5 separate regions of the Homo sapiens genome follow, and all the other regions are linked to region 5. The links are chromatin contacts, found by Hi-C or POLR2A ChIA-PET in ENCODE. All regions are on one chromosome and are shown on one strand. The core of a region is the stretch at or near the end of the contact, and the rest is flanking DNA. Distances in the headings are between cores, read along the strand shown.

Evidence for each region. A loop is a pair of places that touch in the nucleus more often than their neighbours do. ChIA-PET counts read pairs that join two places held with the same protein, here RNA polymerase II (POLR2A). Pooled maps may share reads with other maps.
Region 1: a loop to region 5 is called in a map of natural killer cell, with 13 times the contacts of the local background. The contact joins the promoter of SLC12A2 here to the promoter of CEP120 in region 5. A Hi-C loop is called at or near these places in 4 of 168 maps with a recorded cell type or tissue (CD4-positive, alpha-beta memory T cell, CD8-positive, alpha-beta T cell, naive thymus-derived CD4-positive, alpha-beta T cell and 1 more) and 10 of 50 pooled maps. POLR2A ChIA-PET finds 5 or more read pairs at or near these places in 3 of 52 experiments (CD4-positive, alpha-beta T cell, CD4-positive, alpha-beta memory T cell and activated T-cell).
Region 2: a loop to region 5 is called in a pooled map, with 4 times the contacts of the local background. The contact joins the enhancer-like site here to the promoter of CEP120 in region 5. A Hi-C loop is called at or near these places in 1 of 37 single-sample maps with no recorded cell type and 1 of 50 pooled maps. POLR2A ChIA-PET finds 5 or more read pairs at or near these places in 1 of 52 experiments (GM12878).
Region 3: a map of naive thymus-derived CD4-positive, alpha-beta T cell shows a loop between it and region 5 (4-fold over the local background). The contact joins the enhancer-like site here to the promoter of CEP120 in region 5. A Hi-C loop is called at or near these places in 1 of 168 maps with a recorded cell type or tissue (naive thymus-derived CD4-positive, alpha-beta T cell), 3 of 37 single-sample maps with no recorded cell type and 7 of 50 pooled maps.
Region 4: a loop to region 5 is called in a map of CD8-positive, alpha-beta T cell, with 13 times the contacts of the local background. The contact joins the promoter of DMXL1-DT here to the promoter of CEP120 in region 5. A Hi-C loop is called at or near these places in 2 of 168 maps with a recorded cell type or tissue (CD8-positive, alpha-beta T cell and naive thymus-derived CD4-positive, alpha-beta T cell) and 9 of 50 pooled maps. POLR2A ChIA-PET finds 5 or more read pairs at or near these places in 1 of 52 experiments (CD4-positive, alpha-beta T cell).

Annotation. Positions count from the first base shown.
Region 1 is chr5:128,079,712-128,085,396 of GRCh38, forward strand. It overlaps SLC12A2 (solute carrier family 12 member 2), which reads left to right and starts at 4,055. Exons shown (of 27, transcript NM_001046.3): 1 at 4,055-4,999. The coding sequence starts at 4,244. It overlaps SLC12A2-DT (SLC12A2 divergent transcript), which reads right to left and starts at 3,464. Exons shown (of 4, transcript NR_152813.1): 1 at 3,259-3,464. RefSeq lists a silencer at 3,719-4,548 and an enhancer at 5,039-5,208.
Region 2 is chr5:126,745,384-126,750,914 of GRCh38, forward strand. No RefSeq gene overlaps it. Among named protein-coding and RNA genes, the nearest start is that of LMNB1-DT, 28 kb to the right of the region's middle. RefSeq lists enhancers at 2,723-2,772, 3,905-4,830. Within about 2 kb of position 2,853, at least 9 of the 41 ENCODE cell types and tissues checked have a DNase peak (open chromatin) inside an H3K27ac peak, as active enhancers do; they include GM12878, where a contact is called at or near this core.
Region 3 is chr5:126,444,172-126,449,637 of GRCh38, forward strand. All of the region lies in intron 1 of GRAMD2B (GRAM domain containing 2B), which reads left to right. Among named protein-coding and RNA genes, the nearest start is that of GRAMD2B, 23 kb to the left of the region's middle. RefSeq lists an enhancer at 655-1,854. Within about 2 kb of position 2,505, at least 10 of the 41 ENCODE cell types and tissues checked have a DNase peak (open chromatin) inside an H3K27ac peak, as active enhancers do.
Region 4 is chr5:119,069,422-119,075,696 of GRCh38, forward strand. It overlaps DMXL1-DT (DMXL1 divergent transcript), which reads right to left and starts at 1,469. Exons shown (of 3, transcript NR_134250.1): 1 at 1,385-1,469. DMXL1 (Dmx like 1) reads left to right here and starts at 1,666. Exons shown (of 44, transcript NM_001290321.3): 1 at 1,666-2,235. The coding sequence starts at 2,149. RefSeq lists silencers at 1,433-1,512, 1,823-2,102.
Region 5 is chr5:123,420,311-123,425,759 of GRCh38, forward strand. CEP120 (centrosomal protein 120) reads right to left here and starts at 3,093. Exons shown (of 20, transcript NM_001375405.1): 1 at 2,640-3,093. The coding sequence starts at 2,688. RefSeq lists an enhancer at 2,359-3,304 and a silencer at 2,634-2,793.

The DNA of each region.
Region 1 (5,685 bases), core at 2,805-5,304, 4.7 Mb after region 5:
TTATTTTTTGAGACAGTGTCTCACTCTGTCGCCCAGGCTGGGTGCTGTGGCACAATCATAGCTCACTACAACCCCCACCTCAAGTGATCCTCCCACCTCAGCCTCCCAGGGAGCTGGGAATACAGGTGCGTGCCACCACGCCCCACTAATTTTTGAATTTTTGTGGGTTTTTTTGGTAGAGATGGGGTTTCATTATTGTTGTCCAGGCTGGTCTCGAATTCCTGAGCTCAAGCCATATACCCGCCTTGGCCTCCCAAGTGCTGGGATTACAGGTGTGAGCCACCTTGCCAGGCCTAGAGAGTTTTAATAAGCACAAATCTGATTATGTGCCCCTCAATCTATCCAGAAACCCATTAATGCTTTTATAGGGCTTTTAGAATACAGACACATCTCTTACTACTTTTGCCCCCAATCCTTCCCTATGCTTTAACCAAACTGATTTCAAGCTTCTTGCTTCTTTGATAGTCCCTGCTCACTCCATGAGGGCATTTGTCCACAATATTTCCCTTGTTGGAAACCCTCTAGTGACAATTTGGTCCTAATTTTCCTTTAGACCTTTGCTAAAAAGTCACTTCTGTCTTGACTAAGTCTGGCCTATTTTGCATTTTCCTTATACTACGTTCCTATCCCCTAGAACTTCTGTTTGCAGTTACAAATTTATATGAGTGACTACTATTTATTATTAATACACATTTGTGTGTTTCTTCCAACAGACATCTCAGACTAAGCTCCTGATATTCATCCAACCCAAACCTGTTCCTTTAACCTCCTTTGCCATCTCAGAAAATAGCAATACTATTCTTCCAGTTGCTGAGGTCAAAACCCTTGGACTCTCACACTTCACATCCATCAGCAAATTCTATTGTTTCCCCAGAATTCAACTACTTTTCCCCATTTCCACTGATACCCACTGTGGTCAAAGCGCTATCATCACTTCCTGGATTGCTGTAATACCTCTTAACACATCTCCTTGCTTCTTTGACCCAACCATTTATCCCTTGCCTACCTACAAGACAGCTAGATGAATCCTTTAAAAATGGCAGATGTCATTCCTCCACTGAAACCTTCCAATAACCTGCCATCTGCCAAGGACTGTTGTGTACCCTGCTAAATTAATATGTTGAAGCCCGAATCCTCTCCTCACTCCTATGTGACTGTATTGGAGACAGTCCTTTTAAGGAGATAATTAAGGTTAAATGAGGTGATCAGGGTAAAGCCCTGATTCCACAGAACTGGTGCCCTTATAAGAAAAGAGACAACGCTCTCTTTATCATCTGAGGAGACATTGAGAAGGTACTGTCTGCAAGCCAAAAAGAAAACCCGAACATGATCATGCTGGCATTCTGATCTCAGACTTCCAGCAGGCAGAACTGTGAGAAAATATATTTCTACTGTTTGAGCCACCCAATCTATGTATTTTGTTATGGCAGCCTGAGCTGACTAACACACTATTCTACTAAAAAAGTCAAGTATGTCTAACAGCCAAAAAAGGTCCTAAACATTCTGATCTACTACATCCCATATCCTAAGCTCTCTGATGTAATTGCCTTTGATTCTTCACATCTCTTAAGCAAGTTCCAGCCAAACTGGCTTACATGCAATTCCGTGAGCATGCTAAGCATGCTCCTGCCTTTGGGTCTTTGGTTTCCCTCTGCTTCAGACACTTTTTTTCCCAAGAACTCATATCACTCACTTCCTTACTCAAATATCACCTTCTCAGTGAGGCCATCCTATGGAAAATTTTATGATCCTCATTTCACACAAATATCCCATTTCCCTTTCCTTAGTACTCACTGCTTGGATGCTATGTATTTTACCTATTTATCTTGTCTATTGTTTCTCTTTCTCACTAGAAAGAACTCCATGAGAGATGGGATTGTCCGTTTTGCTCACTGCTATATCCCGTAAATACAGAGTAGCTCATAGTACCTGTTCAGTATTTATTCAACTAAATGAATGTTGAATTCCAATAGTGGCAGAATTCGTTGTGGAGCTGAAAGGTACTGCACGGATCAACTACTAATGCAGCAATTCCCTAGTAGAAAACTGCACTGCTTAAAGGACCACCTCATTTTTCTGGCCTCCTCTGGTTATTACTAAAGCTCAAAAGGAGCTTTAAAAATCCTGATGCAACAGCTGTTTTCCCCTCTCACCGTCTTTAAAAATAGAGATAATAAAATAGCCTGAAAAGTTGTCAAGTTCAAGTAAGATCATGTTTATGACAATTTTTTGAAAATTGCCTGGTTGCAGCTTTTACTTACAGCATTTTCAAACAGTTCTGCCAACTCTGTGGCTCTTTCATCATGTTTCAAGTGTTCAGCAAACGATGGTGTTCGTCTCCATAAAGTCAAAGTTTAAAAATACAAGGGCCGGGCGCGGTGGCTCATGCCTGTAATCCCAGCACTTGGAGAGGCGGAGGTGGGCGGATCACGAGGTCAGGAGATCGAGACCATCCTGGCTAACACGGTGAAACCCCGACTCTACTAAAAATACAAAAAATTAGCAGGGCGTGATGGCGGGCGCCTGTAGTCCCAACTACTCAGGAGGCTGAGGCAGGAGGAGAATGGCGTGAACCCAGGAGGCGGAGTTTGCAGTGAGCCAAGATCGCACCCCTGCACTACAGCTTGGGCGACAGAGCGAGACTCCGTCTCAAAAAAAAAAAAAAAAAGTACATAAATAAAAACCAAGTAATTGGAGGACGCCATTCATTGATTTTACTTAGGACTTTGGGCATAATCTATAGGTTTAAAAATTTCTGCTGCTAAGAAAGTGGGAACACAGTTATATTCCCTTACATTTTACCGAAGAGAAACTAGACCTGCAGAGGAGTACCTTTCTGTTTCTATATAAGCAGAGGAATTCTGCACAACCCAAATCACGCAGAAACCTCCTGGTAAGGACTCCACGGGTAGTTATTGCCGGCATTGTATTCTGAGAGATGAGCTGCATATCACTTTTGGAAATGCCTTAAATTAAAACTCGTCTTGAAACAACATGACGTCTCAAAGAAGCTCCCTTCTCACCTTGGAACATCAGCTTTTAAAATAAAGGTGTCATCAGAAGTGTGTAGACACCCACTGCATCACAACTGGAACTGATCTCTGGTTATGCCAATCTAGGTCTGCCTGGCAGGGTGAGTCTACCGCTCGAAAGCTGCACAGAGGAAATCCTCCCTCCTCCAGGTTCAGGCCCGGAGTTACGAGCGGAGATTCGCGGCGGCGGGTCAGAGCCCAGAGCAAACCAGGCTGGGGAACGCACCTCGCCCGCGGCTCCGGAAGCGGCTGCGGCCCCGACCGGAAAGCCCCCAGCATCGCCCGAAGGAATCGCGGCTGGCCTGCGGCTCCGGCCCGGCCTCGGGTACCACGCGCCTAGTGGGAAGCCGCACTGACGCCTGCAGCATCTCGCGAGATTTCGGGCTCAGCCCAAGTACTGCGAGTTCACCAAAGCGGGGGGAAAAAAAAAAAGCCAGCGTGCGAGAGCCTCTGAAGCCGTGGCTGGGGCGCTGGGGTGGCAGCTGCCGCGGGAGCATCAGCTACCGGCGTGAGGCGAGGCAGGGCACGCGCGCCGTCCGCAGCCCCGTTGCCTGGGCTGCAGGTCCACTGACGCGCGGCCCCTGGGTGGAGAGAGGGGAGGTGGCCTGGGAGCCCGCTCCTTTTCGCCGCAGAGCGCGGCGGGGGAGGGAGGTGAAGGCGTGGGAGGAAGGCGGCGGAAGAGGAGGTAGCCGCGCGGAGATCCTCCCGGCGACATCACTGAGGCGGAGCGTAGCCGCGCCTGCTCCCCGATCGCGCCGTTCGTGCTGCCCGCACTGCCCGAGGCCCTTTGCGGACTGGCTGGCCGCGCTCTTCGCACGGGGCGCTTTTGCGTGGGGTCGCGCAGGAGCCGCGGAGGGCCGGATCGCTGAGGGAGCGTCAGCCGCGCGCCGCTGCGGGACCGCGGGTGGGCGGGCTGAGGGGCGGAGGAGCCTCCGGCCCCGCCTCCCGCGTGCTGCTGCCGGAGCCGCCGCCGCCGCAGCCCCGCCGAGGCTTTAAACAGCGGGGCCCGCCCCGCGCCCGCCACACTCGCGCGCTCGCTCGGCTGCCGGTGGCCTCTGTGGCCGTCCAGGCTAGCGGCGGCCCGCAGGCGGCGGGGAGAAAGACTCTCTCACCTGGTCTTGCGGCTGTGGCCACCGCCGGCCAGGGGTGTGGAGGGCGTGCTGCCGGAGACGTCCGCCGGGCTCTGCAGTTCCGCCGGGGGTCGGGCAGCTATGGAGCCGCGGCCCACGGCGCCCTCCTCCGGCGCCCCGGGACTGGCCGGGGTCGGGGAGACGCCGTCAGCCGCTGCGCTGGCCGCAGCCAGGGTGGAACTGCCCGGCACGGCTGTGCCCTCGGTGCCGGAGGATGCTGCGCCCGCGAGCCGGGACGGCGGCGGGGTCCGCGATGAGGGCCCCGCGGCGGCCGGGGACGGGCTGGGCAGACCCTTGGGGCCCACCCCGAGCCAGAGCCGTTTCCAGGTGGACCTGGTTTCCGAGAACGCCGGGCGGGCCGCTGCTGCGGCGGCGGCGGCGGCGGCGGCAGCGGCGGCGGCTGGTGCTGGGGCGGGGGCCAAGCAGACCCCCGCGGACGGGGAAGCCAGCGGCGAGAGCGAGCCGGCTAAAGGCAGCGAGGAAGCCAAGGGCCGCTTCCGCGTGAACTTCGTGGACCCAGCTGCCTCCTCGTCGGCTGAAGACAGCCTGTCAGATGCTGCCGGGGTCGGAGTCGACGGGCCCAACGTGAGCTTCCAGAACGGCGGGGACACGGTGCTGAGCGAGGGCAGCAGCCTGCACTCCGGCGGCGGCGGCGGCAGTGGGCACCACCAGCACTACTATTATGATACCCACACCAACACCTACTACCTGCGCACCTTCGGCCACAACACCATGGACGCTGTGCCCAGGATCGATCACTACCGGCACACAGCCGCGCAGCTGGGCGAGAAGCTGCTCCGGCCTAGCCTGGCGGAGCTCCACGACGAGCTGGAAAAGGTGAGCTCGCCCAGCCCTCCCTTCTTCCCCAGCCCCTGGTGCATGCCGACCGCGGGATGTGGCTGCAGACTCTTCCCGAGTTGAGGTGGCGGGAGTAGTAGACGTGCACGACTTGCTGGCATCTCTGGATTCAGCTGTCAAGGGTGGAATTGCCGAGGAATGTTAACTTAATCTCTCAAAAGTTTGTAGCGGGTTTGGCTAGTTACGTGATACCGGAGGGCTGCCTCTAACAACCTTCCCCATCCAGTTAGGTATCTCGTGTGCACTTTCTTTCCCACCCACGCTCAACAGTCACCATCCCTCTGAATGACAGTAGTGTTTGTGGGCCCTTTAGAGGAGAATGTGCAGTGAGGATCTCTCGAGAGAGGTTGGAGAGCACCTACCATCTGTGTCGTTTTGAAAGATTGTGTTGTGTGGCTTATGTACGCCTATTAGGGATCGCAAGAGTGGGAATGTTGCTGTTTGAAGGAAAACCTTAACAGGGTGTGTTTATGGTCTATGAGTTATTAAAGCTCAATTCTTGCAATCTTGAATATACAAAGGATCATAGAGATCTTGTCTTGGGACACGCTGTTCCTAATAATGGCATAACTCTTTTTTTTTGCGATGAAAACGTTTTGGGAGAGGTGTATATTTAAAAAAAAAGGGACAGAGGCGAGTCTTTAAAGAAAAAAGGGAAACAGGAG
Region 2 (5,531 bases), core at 1,603-4,102, 3.3 Mb after region 5:
CCCACTGCAGTTATGTAATGATCAGTAGACTGCAAATTTCTTGGGGATAGAATTGGGTTTTGTGTCTTGGAATATGTTAAATTGTTACTGTTTTCATTTTGTGTTATGTTTGTTTGTTTTTTGAGACAGGTCTCACTCTGTCATCCAGGCTGGAATTCGGTGGTGCAGTCATAGCTCACTGCAGCCTCAGACTCCTGGGCTCAAGGAATTCTCACTTCTCAGCCTCCCAGTGCCTGGGGCTACAGGCATGCACCACCGCATTTGGCTAATTTTTGTTTATTTCGTAGAGACAGGGTTTCGTCATGTTGTCCAGGTTGGTCTGGAGCTCAGGCGATCCGTCCACCCACTTCCGCTTCCCAAAGGGCTGGGATTATAGGTGTGAGCCACAGTGCCTGGCCTTTTTGTTTTTTGTTTGTTTGGTTGGTTTTTCTGGATGAATGAGTACCTAGGTAAGGAGACACCAGTAAAAATGATTTGCTTGGGTTTCAAGGCTTATATCAGATCACAGTCTCTAGGCTTACAGAATAATGCAATGTAAAATGAGCCCTACTGAAAAATAACAATAGAGATATAAATCACCTCTTGATTCTAAATCAAACAATTTACAACTGGAAGAGATCCAATATTCAAATCTGCTATTTCATAATAGAAATGGAGGCATATCGAGAGTAAAGGATCCCCAAGATGAAGCAGAGCTGGGACCACACCTCAAACTTTGTGTCCAAGCCATTTCACAGGGCTAAATTCTTTTCAGTTTTGATCCAGCCCTTTACAAACACAAAAGAGGATGGATAAATTTCATGACCAGGAAAGATTTTCAGAGATACCAAATTAAGGTAGTTTCATTCATTTTTTTATTGAGGTAAAATTCACAGAAATAAAATGAACCATTAACCTTTTTTAAGTGTACAATTCAGTGGCATTTGCTGCACTAGTTTGTTGTTTCTTTTTCTCATATTAAAAAAATAAAAATTTCACACATGAAATTCCATTAGACCCTATCCCACTTAAGTTCTAGATAAAGAGTTATTTTCAGGAGGAGGATAGGTGAAAGCTTGTGTGGAGAAAGAATGTAATCAGTCCTCTCCTCTCTCCTCCCACACAGACTCCTTGGAAGGGGTAGATGCTGAGTTAACCCTTTAGTCAACACTGGCCAAAAACAGTAAGTAACTCCTTCTTCAAGCATACTATTTTATTGGAGAAGTTTATTTTTGTTTTGTTTTGTTTTGTTTTGTTTTTTGTTAGGCTGCAAGGGAGAAAAACAAAACAAAATGAAACAAAACCTTTCCTCTTAGGTTTAGTAACTGGGGCCTGCAAATTAAACTCACAAAAGACATTAACAGTAGCAAAGGCATACGTTACTTTATTCTCTTTGTTTTCTGTTGCTTAGAGCAGAACACTGGAAACTGGATAATATATAGACAAAAAATATTTATTTTTTGTTTTTGTTTTTGAGACAGAGTTTCACTCTTGTTGCCCAGGCTGGAGTGTGGTGGCGCGATCTTGGCTCACTGCAACCTCCACCTCCCGGGTTCAAGCAATTCTCCTGCCTCAGCCTCCCAAGCACCTGGGACTACAGGTGCGTGCCACCATGCCCAGCTAATTTTTGTATTTTAGTAGAGATGGAGTTTCACCATATTGGCCAGGCTGGTCTCCAACTCCTGACCTCGTGATCCACCCGCCTCAGCCTCCCAAAGTGCTGGGATTACAGCCGTAAGCCACCGTGCTCCGCCAACAAAAAATATTTCTTACAGTTATGGAAGCTGAGAAGTCCAAGGTCAGAGGGCTGCACTTGGTGAGGGCCTTCTTGCTGGTGGAGACTCTCTACAGAGTGACAAGGCAGTGTAGGGCATTGCATGGTGATGGGGCTGGGCATGCTAGCTCAGATCCTCCTCTTCTTATAAAGCTACCAGTCCCATTACCACACTATCCCACTAATTCATTATTCACCTCTTAAAGGTCCCACCTGTCAGTATTACCACGTTGAAAATTAAATTTCTTTTCTTTTTTAAATTTTTTTGAGATGGAGTCTCCCTCTGTCGTCCAGGCTGGAGTGCAGTGGCGTGGTCTTGGCTCATGCAATCTCTGCCTCCTCGGTTCAAGCTATTCTCCTGCCTCAGCCTCCAGAGTAGCTGGGATTATAGGTGTGCACCACCATGCCTGGCTAATTTTTGTATTTTTACTAGAGATGGGGTTTCACCATGTTGGCCAGGCTGGTATTGAACCCCTGACCTCAGGTGATCCACCTGCCTCAGCCTCCCAAAGTGCTGGGATTACAGGTGTGAGCCACCACACCTGGCCTGAAAATTAAATTTCAACATGAGTTTTGGAGGGGACAAATATTCAAATCATAGCATTTATTAATGTTAACATTTGTATGTGCACGGGGACTTTACAGAAATAAAGTGGAAACCCAAAGAGGTAGTTAGACCCAAGGGCTTATATACCATTTTAATGAAAAGCAATAACTGGTGGAGAAGTGACCAGACAGAGGAAAAAGAGTTTGGCCTTCTAAAAGTGGTAAATGGCAGGAAGGTGACCAGGAAATGTATAGTAGATAAGTGTCGTTTAGTAAGCCTTGTTATGCAAATAAGAGTCATTTTCCTCTCTCTGATATAGAAAAGGAAAACACCTTTAGAAGGAGGATTTTATGCCCTGCTTTTAGGCAGAAAGTGGGAGGACACGGAGTTCTTCCTTCATGTGCTGCTTCCTAATTGCCATCAGCTCAAAATCATCTTTATGCGGAAGTGGCATATTTGGGGGTGGCAGATTCTGATCTCCTTCAGTACCTTGAGGATTTCGTCTTGGGTCTAAAAACAGCAGGGGGCAAAAAGCCTGGCAGCTTTGATGAGAGTTTTAGTTGACTCATCATCCAACTGAAAAGAGTGGGGGTGGTGACTATTTAGGAACCCTGTGTAGGTGGAAGTGGTTGGTTTGTCGTTGTGTCTGACTCTTGCTCAGGCTTCACAGTCAGAGTAGGTTCTACTTCTCACTTGAGGCCCGCCCCCAGATCCCCAGCCCACCAGGATTTCCCTTCAGTGGCGCTTGCATTGAAGGCTACTTCTTTGGCTCCAAGCACAAAACCCAGGGATTTTTAGTGGGTTGTGGTTCTTTTTCTTTTCTTTCTTTCTTTCTCTCTCTTCTTTCTTTCTTTCTTTCTTTCTTTCTTTCTTTCTTTCTTTCTTTCTTTCTTTCTTTTTCTTTCTCTTTCTTTCTTTCTCTCCTTCCTTCCTTTCTTTTCTTTCTTCCCTCCCCCTCTCCCTCCCTCTTTCTTTTTTTATTTATTTCTTTCTTTCTCTCTCTTTTTCTTTCTCTTTCTTTCTTTCTCTCCTTCCTTTCTTCCTTCCCTTTCTTTCTTCCCTCCCTCCCTCCCTTCTTTCTTTCTCTTTCTTTTTCCTTCCTTCCTTCCTTTCTTCCCTCCCTCTCTCCTTCCTTCCTTTTTCTTTCTTTCTTTCTTTCTTTCTTTCTTTCTTTCTTTCTTTCTTTCTTTCTTTCTTCTTTCTTTCTTCCTTTCTTTCTTTTTTCTTTCTTTCTTTCCTTCCTTCCTTCCATCCTTCCTTCCTTCCTTTCTTTTCTTTCTTCCCTCCCTCTCTCCTTTCTTTCTTTCTCTTTCAGTCTTTCTTTACATTCGTTCTTTCTTTCTTCCTTTTTGAGACGGAGTCTCGCCCTGTGGCCCAGGCTGGAGTGCAATGGTGTAGTCTTGGCTCACTGCAACCTCTGCCTATCGGGTACAAGCAATTCTGCCTCAGTCTCCCGAGTACCTGGGATTACAGGTGCGCACCACCACGCTCCGCTAATTTTTTGTATCTTTAGTAGAGACGGGGTTTCACCATGTTGGCCAGGCTGGTCTCGAACTCCTGACCTCGTGATCTGCCCGCTTTGGCCCCCCAAAGTGTTGGGATTACAGGCCTGAGCCACCGCGCCTGGCTTTTTTCTTTTTTAAAATTTATTTTGATTTTTTATAGATACGCGGTCTTTCTATATTGCCAAAATTCTTGAGCTCAAGCAATCCACCCACCTCAGCCACCCAAAGTGTCGGAATTACAGGCATAAGCCACCAGGCCCACCCTGGTTGTTTTAAAAAATATATTCCTTGTTCAGTCTCCACAACTTCACTGTAGACTCTGTATTTGAAATATCTTTGTTTTTTCTTAACATACTACTTTTTATTTAATTTGACAAATATATGTTAAATAAAAAAAATTTTTTTTTGTTTTGAGATGGAGTCTTGCCTTGTCGCCCAGGCTGGAGTGCAGTGGGGCGATCTCGGCTCACTGCAAGCTCCGCCTCCCGGGTTCACGCCATTCTCCTGCCTCAGCCTCCCAAGTAGCTGGGACTACAGGCGCCCGCCACCATGCCCGGCTAATTTTTTGTATTTTTTTTTTTAGTGGAGACGGGGTTTCACCGTGTTGGCCAGGATAGTCTCGATCTCCTGACCTCGTGATCCACCTGCCTCGGCCTCCCAAAGTGCTGGGATTAAAGGCGTGAGCCACCGCGCCCGGCCCTAAATAAATGTTTTAAGTCCTTTCCCTGTGCATCTAATTTGTCAGACCTGTGTCCAATCTAAAGTTTAAGTCCACGTGGCTCTTAATCTCTCTGAGAAGAAAAGTCTAGTAGGGAAGATAAATGATATGCTTATTTGATAAATATTTATTGAACTTCCTAATAGCAGGAATGATGCTAGGCACTAGGGATGCAAAGGTGAATTGGTCAGGGTTCTGGTGCTGGAGGACTCACTCAGTGTGGCGGGAATTGTCAGTTTCCGCTGACAATAATGTTACCAGCGGAAGAGATCAGAGCCACCCTGAGTTACCAGCCACCTATCCAGCCTTACATCTGTATAGGTACGCAGCAACTTTGGTTCTTGCCTTCTCAGAAGAAAGAATTCTACTGAAGGGCATAAGGAGCGAGACAAGTTTCGGAGCAGGAATAGAAGTTTGTTTAAAACGGCTTTAGAATAGGAAAGAAGGAAAGCACACTTGGAAGAGACCCAAAGAACAAAAAGGGAGAGTCAAGTGCCCCATTTAACTGTGATACTAGGACTTTTTTTTTGAGACGGAGTCTCCCTCTGTCACCAGGCTGGAGTGCAGCGGTGTGATTACAGGCATGAACCACCGCGCCCGGTGATACTAGGACTTGTATAAGCTCACCTCTTTCCCATGATTCTTCCCTTAGGGTGGGCTGCCCGCCTGCACAGTGCCCTCCTTACCCTTTGGAATTGAGCACAGCGCAGTGTGTTTAGGGAGTCATAAGCATGCCTATCTGAGGCTTTCTTCCTTTTGCCGGTGGAGTTTACCTGGAAGATCATAATTCGCCATTTTTGCCTCTTAATATGCATGCCCAGGAAGTTTCTTCTCCCTGAGGCTTGCATTCAATTAACATTTCATATTAACAGGTGTGGACCCTCAGGAAATGCCTTTTCCCTGGCGCTGCCGAATTATCGCACTCGGAGAGGCAATGCCGTAATTGCTGATAGGCTTAGTGGGTGGGGGAGAGCCCTCTCCTGTCTGGCTCCTGCCTATCCAACTACC
Region 3 (5,466 bases), core at 1,255-3,754, 3.0 Mb after region 5:
CTGTGGTAGGGGCCAGGGTGGTGGCAAGAGAATTTATGGAATTTAAGGACAAGAGCCCTTTCCATTATCCCCCACTACTGAGCAAACCATACTGTGCAGATGTCTGTCTGCCTTAAGAACAAGCTGGCCTTCTAGCTTAGAAAAGACCTTTCTTCCGTGCCCTCTCTAAGGTAACTTGCCTATTTGGTATCTGAAGCCATTCAAGGAGATGTTATGAATTATTGTTTTGTAAAAGCCATTTTTTATGAACTGAATTCCGCAGATTTTTTGTTCTAAGAATTGGCAAGAACCTTTTGCAAAGATAAGGGGACAGGTGCCCTTTGAAGTATATGTTTATGATTGATCAATTCAGAGAATCTAATACTTTTGAGAGCTGATTTTTGTACCTAGAATTCCATATTTTGTTTCAAACGTACTGCTCATTTTTTAGATCTATACAGAATTGTTACAAACCTTGTAAAGTCTCCAAGATAAATGAGGATGTTCATATGAAAACCCAGACAATCTTTTCTTTTCTTCTCCTCTTCAACTTTTATTTGTAGTTCCAGGGTATATGTGCAGGATGTGCAGGTTTGTTACATAGGTAGACGGGTGCCATGGTGGTTTGCTGCACAGATCAACCCATTGCCTAGGTATTAAGTCCAGCATCCATTAGCTATTCTTCCTGGTGCTCTCCCTCCCACCTCTCCTGACAGGGCTTAGTGTGTGTTGTTCCCCTCCCTGTGTGCATGTGTTCTCATCGTTCAACCTCCACTTAAGAGTGAGAACATACGGTGTTTGATTTTCTTTTCCTGCATTAGTTGGCCGAGAATGATGGCTTCCAGCTCCATCCATGTTCCTGCAAAGGACATGATCTCAGTCTTTTTTATGGATGCGTAGTATTCCATGGTGTATATTTACCACATTTTCTTTATCCACTCTATAATTGATGGGCATTTGGGTTGATTCCATGACTTTGCTATTGTGAATAATGCTGCAGTGAACATACTTGTGCCTGTATCTTTATAACAGAATGATTTCTGTTCCTTTGGGTACATACCCAGTAATGGGATTACTGGGTCAAATGGTATTTTTGCCTCTGGGTCTTTAAGGAATTGCCACACTCTCTTCCACAATAATTGAACTAATTTACACTCCCACCAACAATGTAAAAGTGTTCCTTTTTCTCTGCAGCCTTGCCAGCATCTGTTTTTTCTTCACTTTTTAATAATCGCCATTCACTGGTGTGAGATGGTATCTCATTGTGGTTTTGATTTGTATTTCTCTAATGATCAGTGATGTTGAGCTTTTTTTCATATGAAAAATCCAGACAATCTTGAGGGCCAGCACAGCCTGAGGACTTGCTGACACAAAGTATTGACGGGCCAGAGGAAGTGGGCAGCCTGGATATCACATCACCCCATGTCTGCTGCTGCTCAGGTTTCTCTCACTGTCTCTTGGGTATGTGGTGGGGAGTGGGGGGTGAGGAGGGGGTGGGAGGGCAGATTAAAGAGAAGCAGCTGCAGCCTGAGGCACAGACAGGATGCAGAGTGACTCCATCATCCCACCTAGAGTCATGGACACCACCCACTTTGATACATTCTGTTCACAACCATAATTCCTTTCATGCTGATTCGTGTCATTGGGAATCTCTCTTCTTCAGCTTCAAGAGAGCCGAATCTGACTCAGGTGTTGAGATTGGGGAATGGCATTTCCATTTCTTCCTCTCTCCAGTATAGCCAGAGCAGGAAGGGCAAGAGAAAAGGGGTCCTGGTACCTGGTGATGTCAAAGTAGGCAGCTCCTACTGCTGTGCTAGCAAGAGCCATGTGGACTAGTGTGAGAACAGGAACTCTCCCAAGTCCCCTACTGGGTAACCAGATACCCAACAGTGTGCCTAGAGATGCTTTAGTCCACTCCAATCCTAAATACTACTACATTGTGCTAATAGTTTCCCTGAAAAACAGCCATATTTCACTCATTTTTTTAAAAATCAATTACAATTTTTAGCCTTAAGGTTTGATATTGGTATTGTGTTTATTTTTTCAAAGAATCTTTATCTTGTAGAGTTATACACTGCAATAGTTACAGATGAAAAGATAGTGTGGTCTGGGATTTGTCTCAAAACCAGTAGGAGGTAGGAGTGGTGGGCTACAGGTATATAGATGAAACAAGATTGCCTTGTTTATACTATTCTATCTACTTTGTACCTGTTTTCTATGTTATAAAATGTTCATAGTAAGTGGTTTAAACTTCAAAAATCATTTCTGAAAATAAGTGGATACCCTTATTTACTCAGCTGTGCTATAAATTTCATATTAACCCCCCAAAACTAGACCAGTCTGAGTGTTTCTAATAAAATCCAGCAGTAACCGTGACTGATTTTAAAACATTCACTGCTTCTCTTATCTACAATGCCTAGCTTCATTAGTCATGTAGAAAATGTTTACATTCCCCAAGCTTTTAAAAATTAAAAAAAAAAAAAAAAAAAACCTATGTGTTCTCAATTTGAGTAAGGTGTGACGGAGAGCAGCTCTGTGACACAGGCTGAGGGAGGAGGATTTGGTGTGGAGGCGAGGAAACTGGGGCCCTTACTAAGACACTGAAATATGATAAACATCCTTATGAAGATGCCACTCCCAGAAACTGGGACTTGAGCTACTCTTAGGAAGCCACAGACCATGGAATACAGATTCTTCTCCTGGAAACTTCTCCATTTCCAAGAAGGCATAAAATGAAGGAAAGCAATCCTCTTTCCTTTCCGTTTCTTGGAATCTAATATCTAAGCATTACCCTTTACACTCTAGCAAAGTAAAGCAAACTAAGGCATGACGGCCCCTCCCAGCAGTAATTATGAGATCATTTGGCCTCAGTAACTAGGCAGACTCCACTACCTTTCACCTAGTTTCGTGGGAAGAAATGGTAAAGCTCCCTCGATGGAAATGTTCCTTCTTTCGCCATAACCTTCACAGGATCCATCTGTCTAATCTTTGTCTGAAGGAATTGGAAGGGCAGGCGGTTGCCTCACCAAAAGCACCCTCAGTACTTTAGTCTACTGAATTATGGGGGGTTGTTCCAGAAGAGGATCCAAACCCCAGCAGAAAACTCCTGGCCTTTCCCATGCCAGTTTTCCCAAGCCCAGGAATTCCAAGTGAAGTACATCCATTCCTATTGCTATTTATACTGTCTGGTGTAGCCAAAATGGGCCCTGGGCTAGAAATCAGAAAGCCTAGGCCGGGCGCAGTGGCTCACGCCTGTAATCCCAGCACTTTGGGAGGCCAAGGCGGGCAGATCATGAGGTCAGAAGATTGAGACCATCCTCGATAACACGGTGAAACCCCGTCTCTACTAAAAAAATACAAAAAATTAGCCGGGCGTGGTGGCGGGCGCCTGTAGTCCCAGCTACTCAGGAGGCTGAGGCAGGAGAATGGCGTGAACCCGGGAGGCGGAGCTTGCAGTGAGCCGAGATCGTGCCACTGCACTCCAGCCTGGGCGACAGAGCAAGACTCCGTCTCAAAAAAAGAAAAAAAAAAAAAAAGAAAGAGATCAGAAAGCCTGGCCTTTAGAGCTGATTTAAGGAACATGAAGTCCTTAAGGTAAATGAATTGAACCTTTTTGTGGGGATACAGAGATGTGAAAAGACCAGGATCCTGCCCTCCAGAGGCATATGGTCAAAGCAGGGCAAAGACAAGTAAACAGTAGCCCATTTATAATTTTTTTTTTTTTTAAAAAATAGTCTCACTCTGTTGCCCAGTTTGGAGCACAGTGTGGCATGATCTCGGCTTACTGCAACCTCCGCCTCCCAGGTTCAAGCAATTCTTCTGCCTCAGCCTCCCAAGTAGGTGGGATTACAGGCATGCACCACCACATCCAGCTAATTTTTGTATTTTTTAGTAGAGAGAGGGTTTCACTGAGCAGGCTGGTCTCAAACTCCTGACCTCAAGTAACCCACCCGCCTCAGCCTCCCAAAGTGCTGGGATTACAAGTGTGAGCCACAGCACCTGACCCCATTTATAATTTTTAAATAAACCACATACTAAAGTGATACAGTTGCCATGACAGTCACAGGGTACTGGAAAGGAGCACAAAGAAGAAGAGGTCAGTCCTTAGGACCTAGAGGGGGTTGGGGAAGTTGCCAGGTAGGAGGTGACCCCATCAAGAGCTAAATCTTGAAAGATAAACAGTGCTTGCAAGGGACCACAGAGAAGGCATGGCAGCCCAGGAGGAGGGTGCTTGGGGGCAGCATGACAAGAGGTTCAAAGCCAGAAAGGGAGGCTTCACATTGCAGAGGACCTGTTTTCTGTACTCATCTTCAGCTTTATCCTGTAGGCAACAGAGAACCAAAGGGGTTTTAAAGGAGGAGAAGGAATGATATGATCATATTTGGGCTTTACAAAGATCACAGAGCACAGTGATCTTCCATATAGATGGAAGGAGGAGGGGTCACATATAACTCAAATGAGGTAGGGAGGTATAGTGGTCCAGGCAGGAGGCATTAAGGACCCTAGCTAAGCCAACCAAATTAGGGAAAGAAAAAGAGGGGACTTAACTGGAAAATATTAAGGAGGTAAAGTCTACAGGTCTTGGTGTCTGACCGGGCTTGGAAAGAGAAGGCTAGTCATAGTATGAGAGTAATAGAGGCTTCAGTCACTAAGATTGGAGTTGTGTGGGCCCTCAGCGAACTCATCTTTGTTTCCTTATTTGTGAAATGTGGATAACACCTGTCTTACATGCCGGCCTCAAACACCTGTCTAACACACCTGTCTTTCATGCCTGCATGAGGGTTAGTGTGGTATCATGGTGTCACGGGTATGAATGCTTTTTGAACGGCAAAGCACCATGCAAATATAAAGTCATCCGGGAAATCCAGTAGAAAGGAGTGGCAAGGAAGAGGGAAGAGGCAGAGATGTGTTTTCCAAAGCGATGCGTTTCAAGTCCAGATAGAGAAAATGCATATTTGTGGTGGGAGAAATTAAGGACAGTAAATAAAGATGTCAAATATAAAATTAAAATCTTTTAGATCCACTGCTTATTTCCTTGAAAGTGGTACTGTCATGTACAAATTATATTCAATCTAATTCTTCTATCCCGTAAAAGTTAGTTATATTTAAAATATTGGGGTAAACATTTTAACAGCAGTGAGGAGCTATCACTAGTTCCACAATTATTCCATATCTTGATAGTTGTAATTAAAATCATGTATATTTTTACATAATAACAATATGGAATAATTCTATATTGTTGACACTAACATGACAAACCACATGGATAACTTCTAAGGAAAGCCAAATACAGATAAGAGACATTTACATCCTTAGGTAGATTAACACCTTTGAAACCTCACAATCTGAAATACTAAAACTATACTCTCTTATTTTTCGCCATGGGATATCATGAGCTTCTTTTTCCTTACGTATGTCTAATATGAGGGTGTTTTGGTTAAATCAAAGCCTTTTACATAAAACTGCTTTCACCAATATATAGATATA
Region 4 (6,275 bases), core at 219-2,718, 4.4 Mb before region 5:
TCAGACAAAGTAAATGTACATTGCAAAAAATGTAGTAAAAATAAAAGGAAATAAATTTACTAGTACTCGTCCCACCCTAGTATTATTATAGTTTGAAGTCTTCATACTACAACAAAAGGGGGAGTTTCTTTATTTTCTTTTCTCTCTTTTTTTTTTTTTTTTTTGACTTTCTCTCTTGTTGCCCAAGCTGGAGTGCAATGACACGATCTTGGCTCACTGCAACCTCCGTCTCCCAGGTTCAAGCGATTCTCTCGCCTCAGCTTCCCAGTAGCTGGGATTACAGGCGCGTGCCACCATGCCAGGCTAATTTTTTAATTTTTAGTAGAAACTGGGTTTCACAATGTTAGCCAGGCTGGTCTCGAACTCCCAACCTCAGGTGATCCCCCCGCCCCCACCTCGACTTACCAAAGTGCTGGGATTACAGGCGTGAGCCATCGTGCCTGGCCTATTGGAGAGTTTTGAGGGTTGTTTGTTTTGAGACGGGATCTCACTCTGTCACCCAGGCTGGAGTGCAACGGGGGTCTTGGCTCACTACAACCTCTGCCTCCCGGGTTCAAGTGATTCTCCTGCCTCAACCTCCCGAGTAGCTGGGATTACAGGTGGGAGCCACCACGCCCGGCTAATTTTTGTATTTTTAGTAGAGAAGGGGGTTTCACTATGTTGGCCAGGCTGGTCTCGAACTCCTGACCTCGTGATTCACCCTCCTCGGCCTCCCAAAGTTCTGGAATAATAGGCGTGAGTCACCGTGCCTGGCCTATTTGGAGAGTTTCTATACACATTCATGCAACATTTACAGAACACCCTGAATGGGTGGGACTGGTGCGGTGCTAGACATTAAGGACAGACTTGTGTCCTGTTCCTCTGTATTCCAAAGAGGCTTACGGTATACAGGGGGAGACATATAAACAGATGTTTGTCAATTATAATACAAAACTTGTGTCAAAATACAATGAGAGTTGAATCTCAGTTTGTAGCTGTGACTCTGATCATTCTGGAATTCCTAGGTTCTTTTCCAAAACAAACGCTCAATGCAGGGCTGGTGTGTTGTTATTACCAGCACTATTTCAAATCACGTGTTAAGATAACTTAGGCTAAGAAAATACCACTTTCCTACTTGTCAAGTGTTCGAGCCTTTCAAAAACCATCCCGTTTAGGGACTTGGAAACACGCGCAAGGCTGGAGAAACCATTAAGCTGCTAACGTAGACGTTTCAAGGGTCACATTTACTCAAGAGACACTCAGGTCGCCCGGGGGAGCGGTGCATATTGGGACTTGTAGTCCTACCAGAACCGAGGAAACTGCAACTCCCTTTAGGATGCACTTCTCCCCTTTAAATTTTCTGGCCCAACAGTTAGATGACGCCCTAACCTAAAGCACAACTTACCACATCTCACTCATTCTGGGTTCATCAGGCTTCTGCCAGGCTTATCAGGTTCAAGCTCAAACGCACGGCGTTCTCCTGTAGAAGCCTCAAAGAGATTGGCTTATTCTCGGTGGTGGGCGGAGCCCTAGGTGGACCGGGGGTCGGGATTGGCCAGTTTCTGACTAGAAGAGGCGTTTTTATGTTCACTTGCTGATACGCACGCTGTGGTAAAAAAGTGAATTCTTTACCACAGTAGCAGCTGCCCCGAGCGAAGTCTCGCGATATTTCGGCCGCAGGGATCCAGAGGCGCGTAGTGAGTGGCGGAGGACTGTGGGGGTGGCGGGCACCGGAGCCGGGAAGGGACAGGTCAGGCGGGGAGTGCGAGCGCGTACTGCTTGCGCCACTCGGGCTGGGTCAGGAGCGGCTGCCCGAGGTCCAGAGGAAGTGTGTGGACAGCGCGGCCTTCCTGGCCGGTGAGTCGGCCCCGGGTCGTGGCCGGTGAGGGGACCCTGAGCTTCACCTGGGCTAGCGCGGGGAGTGACAGGTGCGCGAAGGAGCGCGGCGCTCCGCCCTCTCGCCGACCCGCCCCCTCCGGGCCTCGCCCTCCGGGGCTCGGGATGAGTCGCGGGCCCCAGCTGAGCGGCTCCGGCTCCAGGCGCCTGTCGCTGCTTCTGCCGTCGCCACCGAAGAGCGGCCGCCGCCCCTGAGGGAAGGAGGGAGGGAAGCAGCCGCTGACCCGTGGCATGAGCTGGATGCGGTGTCCGTTGCAGGACTAGGGCGCCGACATGAACCTGCACCAGGTGCTGACCGGGGCTGTGAACCCTGGCGACCACTGCTTCTCCGTGGGCAGCATTGGCGACCAGCGCTTCACGGTGAGTGAGGGAGGCCCTCGCGTCGCCCGTGGCCCGGCCTTTGCCCGTCATTCTGGGCCGAGCTTGGCCCAGAACGACGGGCAGAGGCGCGAGGTCTTGTCTCCCCAGGGGGGTCCTTACCACCCAGAACCCAGCAGACCTGGCCCTTGAGAACTAAGGAAGCAAAACCATGTCGGTCAGTGAGGTACTGTATGGAGCCTGAACTCAAGTTAGAATATTTTGTAGGATTTTTAAAGTTTTTGGTCTGTCTGCCTTGGGCCAGGGTGCTTTGCCAAAGTCGTTTGTTCAAAAATCTTTGTTGAGTAACGAGTTGGGGGCTTTTTTATACCATTCTATAGGTTCAAATTGTCAAATTTAGGAATAGTGGAGATTGGTTTCATTTTGTATTCTAAGTTAAGGTCAAGTATCTTTGTAGTTAAAAAGTGGGTGTCTCAAAACAATTACCAATTGTTTGCCATCAACAACTAGCCTTGAGAACAGTGTTTTTCATTTATTTTCTTTTCTAATTCCCTGAGAAATAACTTCGGAAAGAAAAAAAAGCCTTTTCATTTTTAAAAATATTTCTTGGATATTTTACAATAACCTGGTAATCCCAGGTTAAGGTTGCTTAACTTGCTTTTCATTGGTCACATATTGACAAGAAGAGGGCACCAAATTTCGGGCTACTTGTCAGTATAGTGGCATTTTTCTACCTTAACTATAGGTTTTTTTTTAATAACAATTTCAAAATATAAGTCAGTAATTGCACATGATACTTTTATCTACATAAATTTATAATGCTAATGATTTTTGCTACAATTTGTGTAGATACCTCTTTAGTTGTGATTAAAAGTAAAACTTGTCACTGCCTGGGAATACTAAGTGCTGTAGGCTTTTTTCTTTAAAAAAAATAAAAGTAAAACTTAATTTTGTATAAGTGACACAAAGTAAACAACGTAACCAATGCCCCAGGTTTAGGAGTGTTAAATTTCTAATCTTTTTCTCTGCTTTTAATTTTTCTGTGGTCTTTGTTGGTCAGAATAAATAATACTCAGCATTTAAAATGGTGGAGGCATTTAATGCCTGAATTGTACTTTTAGAATTGTGCCAAGAAGCATTTTGTTTTCAAATAGAGACTGTACCTCCCCTTTAGATTGACTCATACACATCTTAATTATCGGGATTCCAATTCTAAATGTTTGCCCAGCCTGAATACTTGGGAAAAGAGTGAGCTCTGAGGGTCCCAGTGAGCAACTATAGTTTCCTTACACCTGGGCATTGCTCTCTGCTCTTGCTGCTTGAGAGGAAAGTAAACATCATCCTTAGAAGGTTTTCCTAGTGGGAAATTATAGGATAATATTGTTGCATTCTCTGTCATTTCCTAAATTTATATGAGTGCTTTCTCCAGTGTAAATTCTAAGAACTTTTGCTTTTTAAAAACTTTTGAAATGAGGTCTCCCTCTGTCACCTAGGCTGGAGTGCAGTGGCGGGATCACAGCTCACTGCAGCCTCGACCTCCCCGGCACAAGCCGTCCTTCCACCTTAGGCTCCTGAGGAGCTAGGACTACAGATTCTAATCACCACGGCTGGCTAAGTTTTCTATTTTTTGTAGAGAGGGGTCTCCTTATGTTGCCCAGGCTGGTCTTGACTTCCTGGGCTCAAGTGATCCTCCCACTTCAGCCTCCCAAAATGCTAGGATTAGAGGCGTGAGCCACCATGCCCAGCCCTAAGAATTTTTTCTAAGAAGGCATTCACAATCTATGTAAGCAGTGGTGTGAACTTCAAAGCATATGCAGTATGATGGCCTATTTATATACCTGGATGCATTCCTCTATAAAACCTTGGTGAATGTCTGTGTATTGTTTTTAAGGAGAGATCAGTTAATGTGCCGAGGAGGATTAGATAGATGGTCATCCTGTACCATCATGTAGCTTGTTGCTCAGTTCTGCTGAATTTTAAAGTTCATTTCCATTGAGTAGGATTTAATCTCCCACCAAGCCTACTGCAGATTTCTTCCAGGTCTCTGGAAGCATTCAGTAAATAAACTAAAAATAAATTTTTAAGTATAAAGAGAGTTCAGCTCTCTTTAGTTTTGATGGAATTTTAAGGATTTAACAGTCATGGTTTTCCTTTGCAGCCTGTTCATCCTTGACTCTTTAAGTTGCTTACGCTCATTATCCTGGACACTTATATACACCTTAAATTTTTCTCTCTTGAAATCGCCCTTTTTTCTTCTCTCATGTTAAAAGGCAGAATCTATTGTTTACTTCTTGAGTTGTTTTGTGTTGTTTTTTTTTTTTGAGACGGAGTTTCGCTGTCGTTGCCCAGGCTGGAGTGCAATGGCGCGATCTTAGCTCACTGCAACTTCCGCCTCCTGTGTTCAAGAGATTCTCCTGCCTCAGCCTCCTGAGAAGCTGGGATTACAGGCATGTGCCACCATGCCCTGCTAATTTTGTATTTTTTAGTAGAGGTGGGGTTTCACCATGTTGGTCAGGCTGGTCTGGAGCTCCTGACCTCAGGTGATCCACCAGTCTTGGCCTCCCAAAGTGCTGGGATTACAGGCGGGAGCCACTGCACCCAGCCTTGAGTGTTGTTTTTAACCTTTTTTGATTTTGACTTTTCTTTGATAGGAAAATAGTAAACATTAATGGTAGATGGTATGTGAAGACTAAAATATCCCTCAGTTGCATTTTACTTGAAGTGGAGCATGACATCTTCCTCTTGCAGTTCCCCTTGAAAAATTCTTTTATTCCTTTTGGTACTTTGTGTTTTCTTTTAGGACAGTCCTGCTTTTGTAATTCCTCCCTTTGCATGTTTGCAGATAACTTACGTGTTCTTGGTTTGAAAGATTACAAGATGTGAGATCTTGTTTTACTCATAAAGCCTGACAGGTTTTAAATGGAAATGAAACTGAATGCCACTTCTCCTATTTTCTAGATTTGAAAATATGAAATTACCAACGCAGATTAGTCTATTTAAGTATTAGATACTTTTTTACTACCTCATCAGGCATCAAGCTGTTTTGACTTTGCTCTTAGTAAGAAAACCTCTTGTGGGCAATGACCATCTCTCCTGTGCTTTCAGAGCACTTTCTTTGCATCTTTATTCTATCATTAACCAGTCTTGCCTTGTGGATTGTATGTGTATGACTTCCCACGCTTCATTGTGAGCACCTAGAACAGTGATTGAAAGAGTGTTTAAACCTAACAGTAAGGTCATTACTTGGAGTTGATTTCCAATGTGGTCCCTTTTAATTAGCTGTTTATCCATTAGCAAGTTATACTCTTGGAATTTCTTTTTTTCTCTTCTGTAAAATGGGACTAAAAGAGTATTATTCATAGAGTTGCTACATGAAAAAGTGCTAAGCTGTAAGTCCATGGTTTAGCACATGTAAAACTCTCAAAAATGTCAGTTTTCATAAAATTAAGGTTATATTTATTGTAATGCCTAACAATAGAAAGTACTTCATAAATCGTGGTTGAATTAATGAAAAATGGATAGAGAAACCTTATAGTAATATAAATATTAATTGCTACATTTAAAAATAGCTTTAATCATTTAGATTTGAGTCCAAATAAAATATTCCTGTTAGTTTCTTTTTTTTTCTTTTTTTTTTTTTTTGGAGACTGAGTATCACTCTATCACCCAGGCTAGAGTGCAGTGGTGTGATCTCAGCTCACTGCAACCTCCGCCTCCCGGGTTCAAGCTGTTCTCGTGCCTCTGCCTCCCAAGCAGCTGGGATTACAGGCGCACACCACCACGCCCAGCTAATTTTTGTGTTTTTAGTAGAGACGGGTTTCATCATGTTGGCCAGGCTGGTCTTGAACTCCTCACCTCAAATGATCCGCCCACCTCGGCCTCCCCACGTACTGGGATTACAGGCGTGAGCCACCGCGCCCTGCCTGTTAGTTTCTTTTTCAAAGTCAGTTGTTAGGCATTTTATCATCAACAAGTGAGCAACTAGGGGAGACTTTAGGTATGCTAAGCAAAAATTATTTATTTTTTCCTTATTTACTGGAATGCTTCCTTCATGCCTTTTTCCTTGTTAATTTCCTACTGAT
Region 5 (5,449 bases), core at 1,843-4,342:
TTGCTGCAGACAATGATACAGAGATAACAGAAATGGTCTTTTTCATCCTTGGAATCTAGTACATAGCCCAAATTTTGTTCATGGTAAAAGCTTAACCATTTTCTTTTAAATAAAGGGCATTTCTAAAAGTGTAGTCAAGAAATTGCAAGTTAACTCTTAAGGACTGTAGTCCCCCGAGTCCTCCACCAAGCCAAAGGGATGAGAATACATGAGGGGAAATGAGACTGAAAAGGTAGGCAAGAGGTCTACCACAAAGGGCCATGTATGCCATTCTAAGAAATACAGACATTATCCTTTAGGACACTGAAGGACTTTAAGAAAATCAGATTTGCATTTCAGAAAGATCATCCCCAGGGAGTAAAGGAGGAAGTCTAGATGTTTCTGGAAAGGAAGAAAACATTGAAGAATCAGACTACTGAAAAGATTATTACAGTAAGTTAGGTGGATAATGAGGGCCCCTTACCAAGGCACTCACAATGTAAACTCATTCATTCAAAAACTCGTATGTAGAATCTATTATTATTCAGAAAATAAAATCAATTATACTTGATGACCATTTGGAAGTTAGAAATGGAGAGTGAATCCAGGCTGAGGATGACTCCTTGGTTCTTGGCTTAAGGCAACAGCATGGTTATGATGAATGGAAATACAGTACGAACAAGAGAGAAGAATAGTTTGGAGGGAGGACCACATGCTAGTTTTGGGTATGTTTGTGGAAACAACCTAACAGACATCCTTGACTCCAGGTTCTCTTCCTTGCACACTGCTACTAAACTGAACTCAAGAAAAGCATTCTATTTAGGAATATATGCTGCCAACCTATTTCTTGGAACATTAATTCTAAACTGGCTTTCAAGATCCTCTGAGGCCTATTCGCTCCAGTTGTACAAGCTCATTTCTTACCATGACATTTCTAAATATTCACCTTCCTCTACCCTGGTCATCTTGCTGATCTTTTCAATGTTCCACCCACCATGCTCACCCCGGCACAAGCTACTTGGTTGGGAATCAAGCTGGTCAGAAAGACCTTGACTGCTAACCTTTTGAGTTTAAGCCTGAGGCTCTCACTTGAAACTCTGTATTAGGAATATTAACACACATCGCACAGCTCTCCCAATTAGCACTAACAGGCCTCTCTCAGGACCTCATTTTCTGCTGCTCTAAAACTAGCTTCCCCAAATGAATTGCATTTATGTCCTGGGTTGTCAGACTGGCCTGGGTTGTCCATAGAATTCTATTGTCACATATCTAAAGCTCACTTATTATTTAAAGAACTTCAGCCATCCCACCCACCCTACCCTCAAACCTATATTTACAGTACATATCACATATTTTAAATATTATACCCCAACATATTGTGTCCTGTGATCTCCCCACGTGGACAGACCTCTACATCCTTGGAGGGAATGGAGGTATTTGTTTCCTCATAGCATGGTCAGTTATAAGTCTAAAAACTGTTGTTAACCAAATTTTAAGGTTATTTCAGTCCTATGTTTTTAAACAATAAGTAAACTAACAGTTAATAGTGCTCCAAATCTTTATGGCTTTTCTGGTCAGTCTCTTGTTCCAAAATTCAAAGATTAGGATTACAATGTTTCCTTTGCTCTCATCCCTCACACAGTGCCAGGCCTTTATAAAACACTCTCCCATGGGGGAAAAAATGCAGCCAGGCTTCTGCTCTGGCTCAAGATGACTCCTTCTTAACATACTATTCGTAAAGTGTCCTCAATTCACCTGTTATCTCCTATGCCCTCCACTTTCTTGCAAATCTGTTCTCCAACCACACTGAATTTAACCAATGTTTACTGAGTGAATTTAATTAAGCAAGGCAAAACGTGTCTTGCTTTTCCATACTTTAAGTGCTCCCTGCTCTTCTCTTTGCCTGGAATGCCCTTCCTTTTTTCACCTGACAAATTCCTAATCATCTGTAGGACCCCAAAAAATGCCACCTCCTCTAGTGAAACTTCCGCAGTTTCCTTAGACAGAGGTGGTCATTCATTAGGGTCTTCCACATCCTGATGAATTATTTGCTGACACACTCTCCTTGCTACATCCTTAGCTTTTTAGAATCAGGACTGTTTCATTCTTACATTCCCAGCACAGTGTCTGACACTCAATGAGTCCCAATAAACCAATGTCATTCATCCAAAACACACCTTTTAAGGAATGTATAATACACCCTCTTAAGAACTGTAGTCCCCTGAGTCCTCCAGCAAGACGTGTAAAGGGAATTGCCTCCGGAACACTTCTGGAATCGCAGGAAGCCTGTATTCAAGTCAAAGCTCTTACAAGTGCTATTATTGGGAACCGCTGATCAGAACGCGCTTCTCAGGACCACGTTCAGCTCATATATAAAAGCCATCGACGTGCTGCTTTGGATGAAAATCGTTTTCTCTAGATTCTCTGGGGCTACGGCTAGTCACGCTAAATATCACTTATCCCTAATAGCGCTCATATCCCTGGAGAGATTTTTAAATCAATTGCCTAACAGACCTCACTACGTACAACTTTGAACAAGTCTGTGGGGACCACAAAAGCACAGATGACAGGGTTCTTAAGGTTAACAAGGCCTCGGTCCCACACTAAGCTTTTAAAACTCGGGAGGCAGCAGTTGCAAAAGCAAGCCTCAGGCTGCTCACCTTCTAGGATGGACACGACGATGAGCAATTGGTCGGATTTGGAGACCATGGTTGCGGTGAGCGGTCCGGGGGCGAAGGCGGCTGGGGGGAAGTGAGGTCCAGTTGAGTCGCGGGTAATCCGGGACCCCCGGCGGGACCCCCACTGCCCGCCCCCGGTCCCTGATGCCCGGACCCCGCTCCGCAGCCAGGTCCCACCGCCGTCTGCTGCAGCGCGCCCGGCTCCTCTGCCTCGGGCCGCCAGCCCAGATCCTAACTGTGCCCCGACTCAAGGAAAAAGCCACGCTGCAGCCCTGCCAGTCTGCAAGCAGAGACAAGCCCGCCACCCGAGGACCTTTTGCCGCCTGCGTAGCCGCTTTTCAAACGCCCGGGCGGCCGCAGCGGCCGCCGCCGCGCCCAGCTTCCGCCTAGCAACCAGGCCCGCAGGCCCAGTGCCCAGGGGAGGTTGGAGGACAACGGGTGATAGAGACAGAGCAGTCAAGGCTAGAACGCCCGTCAGCGAGCTTCGCCTCCCGCCCTTTTACGCTCTGTTCCAGAGCCCTAAGGAGGACGCCTTCATTACCTCACAGCGCCCTCTGCTAGCCGGACGAGGAGAGGCGGGCGACTTGGTGTGGGACCAGCTGCGCAAGCGCACTACTGCTGTAAACGCTTCCTGAAGCTGCGTAGCCTTTAAGGAGCGTGAGTGTAGCGTATTACCTGCTTTATGCTTCAGCCACAACCTGAGAGTTATATTAGTGGGGATTAAAAAAACAAAAAAACCTAGCTTAGTTGACGTACCCAGTGTCAACACTGCTTAAAAAATTAAATCACAAAAAAATAATGACTTAAATCTAAACTCTAAAGTCCCTAAATCGTGCTCACGCGGCACCTCAAATTTCCGACCTTTGAAAACAAGTAGCTTCAATACGGTAATTACTGTACTTGTTAAAGCTGACGTAAACTCCCCGAGAATTTCCTGTCCCTTAGAAATTACCCCTAAAACAAAAACACTGTCACGTGGGCAATGAAATATAAAGGTTCTTCCACCCCCGATGACAAAGTTATTAGCAAACTCAAAACCAAAAATAAACAAGGCATTGAGGTGCTGTCTGCCGACCCTTTCCCCTTAACGTCTCCCAAATTCAGATTTAAGAAACGGTTCAAGACTTGTAAAGGGAACGGCCTCCTAAACACTACTCAAATTGCAAGAAGCATGTATTCAAGTCAAAGGCAAAGTTCTTTTGGAGGTTATCTAGCTTGAAACTTAAATAACCGAATTGGTTGGAGCGATCGTGGACACTATTAAGTTTGGGAAAAATTCTGCTTCGGAAAACAAAAGTAAATCATAATAAAATAAAGCTGCAGAGATAGCACTAGGTAGTGGACATAAGTGCGGCTTCTCCTATTACTTTCTGGTTTTGTAAATTGAGAAGTTGTTTTGAGAGCAAATATAATATCTCGCTGTTTTCTTTTTCTTCTATTGCTTCCTTGTTTTGGAAATTTAGAAGTTATTTTGAGAGCAAATAATATAATATCACTATTGTTTTCTTCTTCCTCTTCTTTATTCTTCCTTCTTTGCTTTCTGCCCAAAAGAAAAGGAGGAATATGTAGAGATTGGACTAATTACTTCTAAGGCCCTTTCAGGTCCTATCACAGGCATTCTTAAAATGAAGCACTATTCAATGTAAAATCAAAGTAATGATCTACTTTGGATTCATCATTGAACAATGCATTATTTTTGTGGAAGATGTCAAACATACTTTAAAGAAAGCAGAATGATATAATGAACCCCCAGTTACCCAGACCCCAGCTTCAACGATTATCAACTTAAGACCAATCATCTTCATCTGTTGTGTTATTTTTAAAGAAATCCCCAACATCACATCAATTCATCTTTTTGGATACGTACTTCTAAAAGATGAAGACTTTTTGGCCAGGTGTGGTAGTGGCTCACATCTGTAATCCCAGCACTTTGGGAGGCTGAGGTGGGCGGATCACTTGAGTCAGGAGTTCGAGACCAACCTGGCCAACATAGCAGAACTCCGTCTCTACTAAAAATACAAAAATTAGCCAGACGTGGTAGCGCAAGCCAGAAATCCCAGCTACTTGGGAGGCTGAAGCACGAGAAGGCTGAGGCACGAGAATCGCTTGAAATCATGAGGCAGAGGTTGCAGTGAGCCGGTATCATGCCACAGCGCTCCAGCCTGGGCCACAGAGAAAGACTCAGTCTCAAAAAAAAAAAAAAAAAAAAAGATAACGACTTCTTAAAGAATCTTAAAATATTAAGTATTTAACCACAATCCCATTATTACACTTAATAATTAACAAAAATTTCTTAATCCCATTAAATATATACTGTTCAAATTTCTCTGATTGTCTAATAATTTGTTTGCAGTCGGTTTTTTCAAATCAGGATCCAAACAAGTTCCAAAATACAATGGTTGGTATGTCTCTTGTCTTTTTTAATGTATATGGTTAGGCTTTGTGCCCCCACCAAAATCTCATTTTGAATTGTAATCCCCACAACCCCCAAGTGTCAAGGAAGGGACCAGATGGAGGTAATTGAATCATGGGGGTGGTTTCCTCCATGCTATTCTCCTGATAGTCAGTGAGTTCTCAGGAGATCTGACGGTTTTATTAAGCGCTCTTCCCCCTTTACTCACTCACTCTTCTCCTTCTTGCTGCCTTGTGAGGAAGGTGCCTTGCTTCCCCTTTGCCTTCTGCCATGACCATAAGTTTCCTGAGGCCTCCCTAGCCATGCTGAACTATGAGTCAATTAAACCTCTTTCCTTTTGAAATTACCCAGTCTTGGGCAGTTCTTTATAGTAGTATGA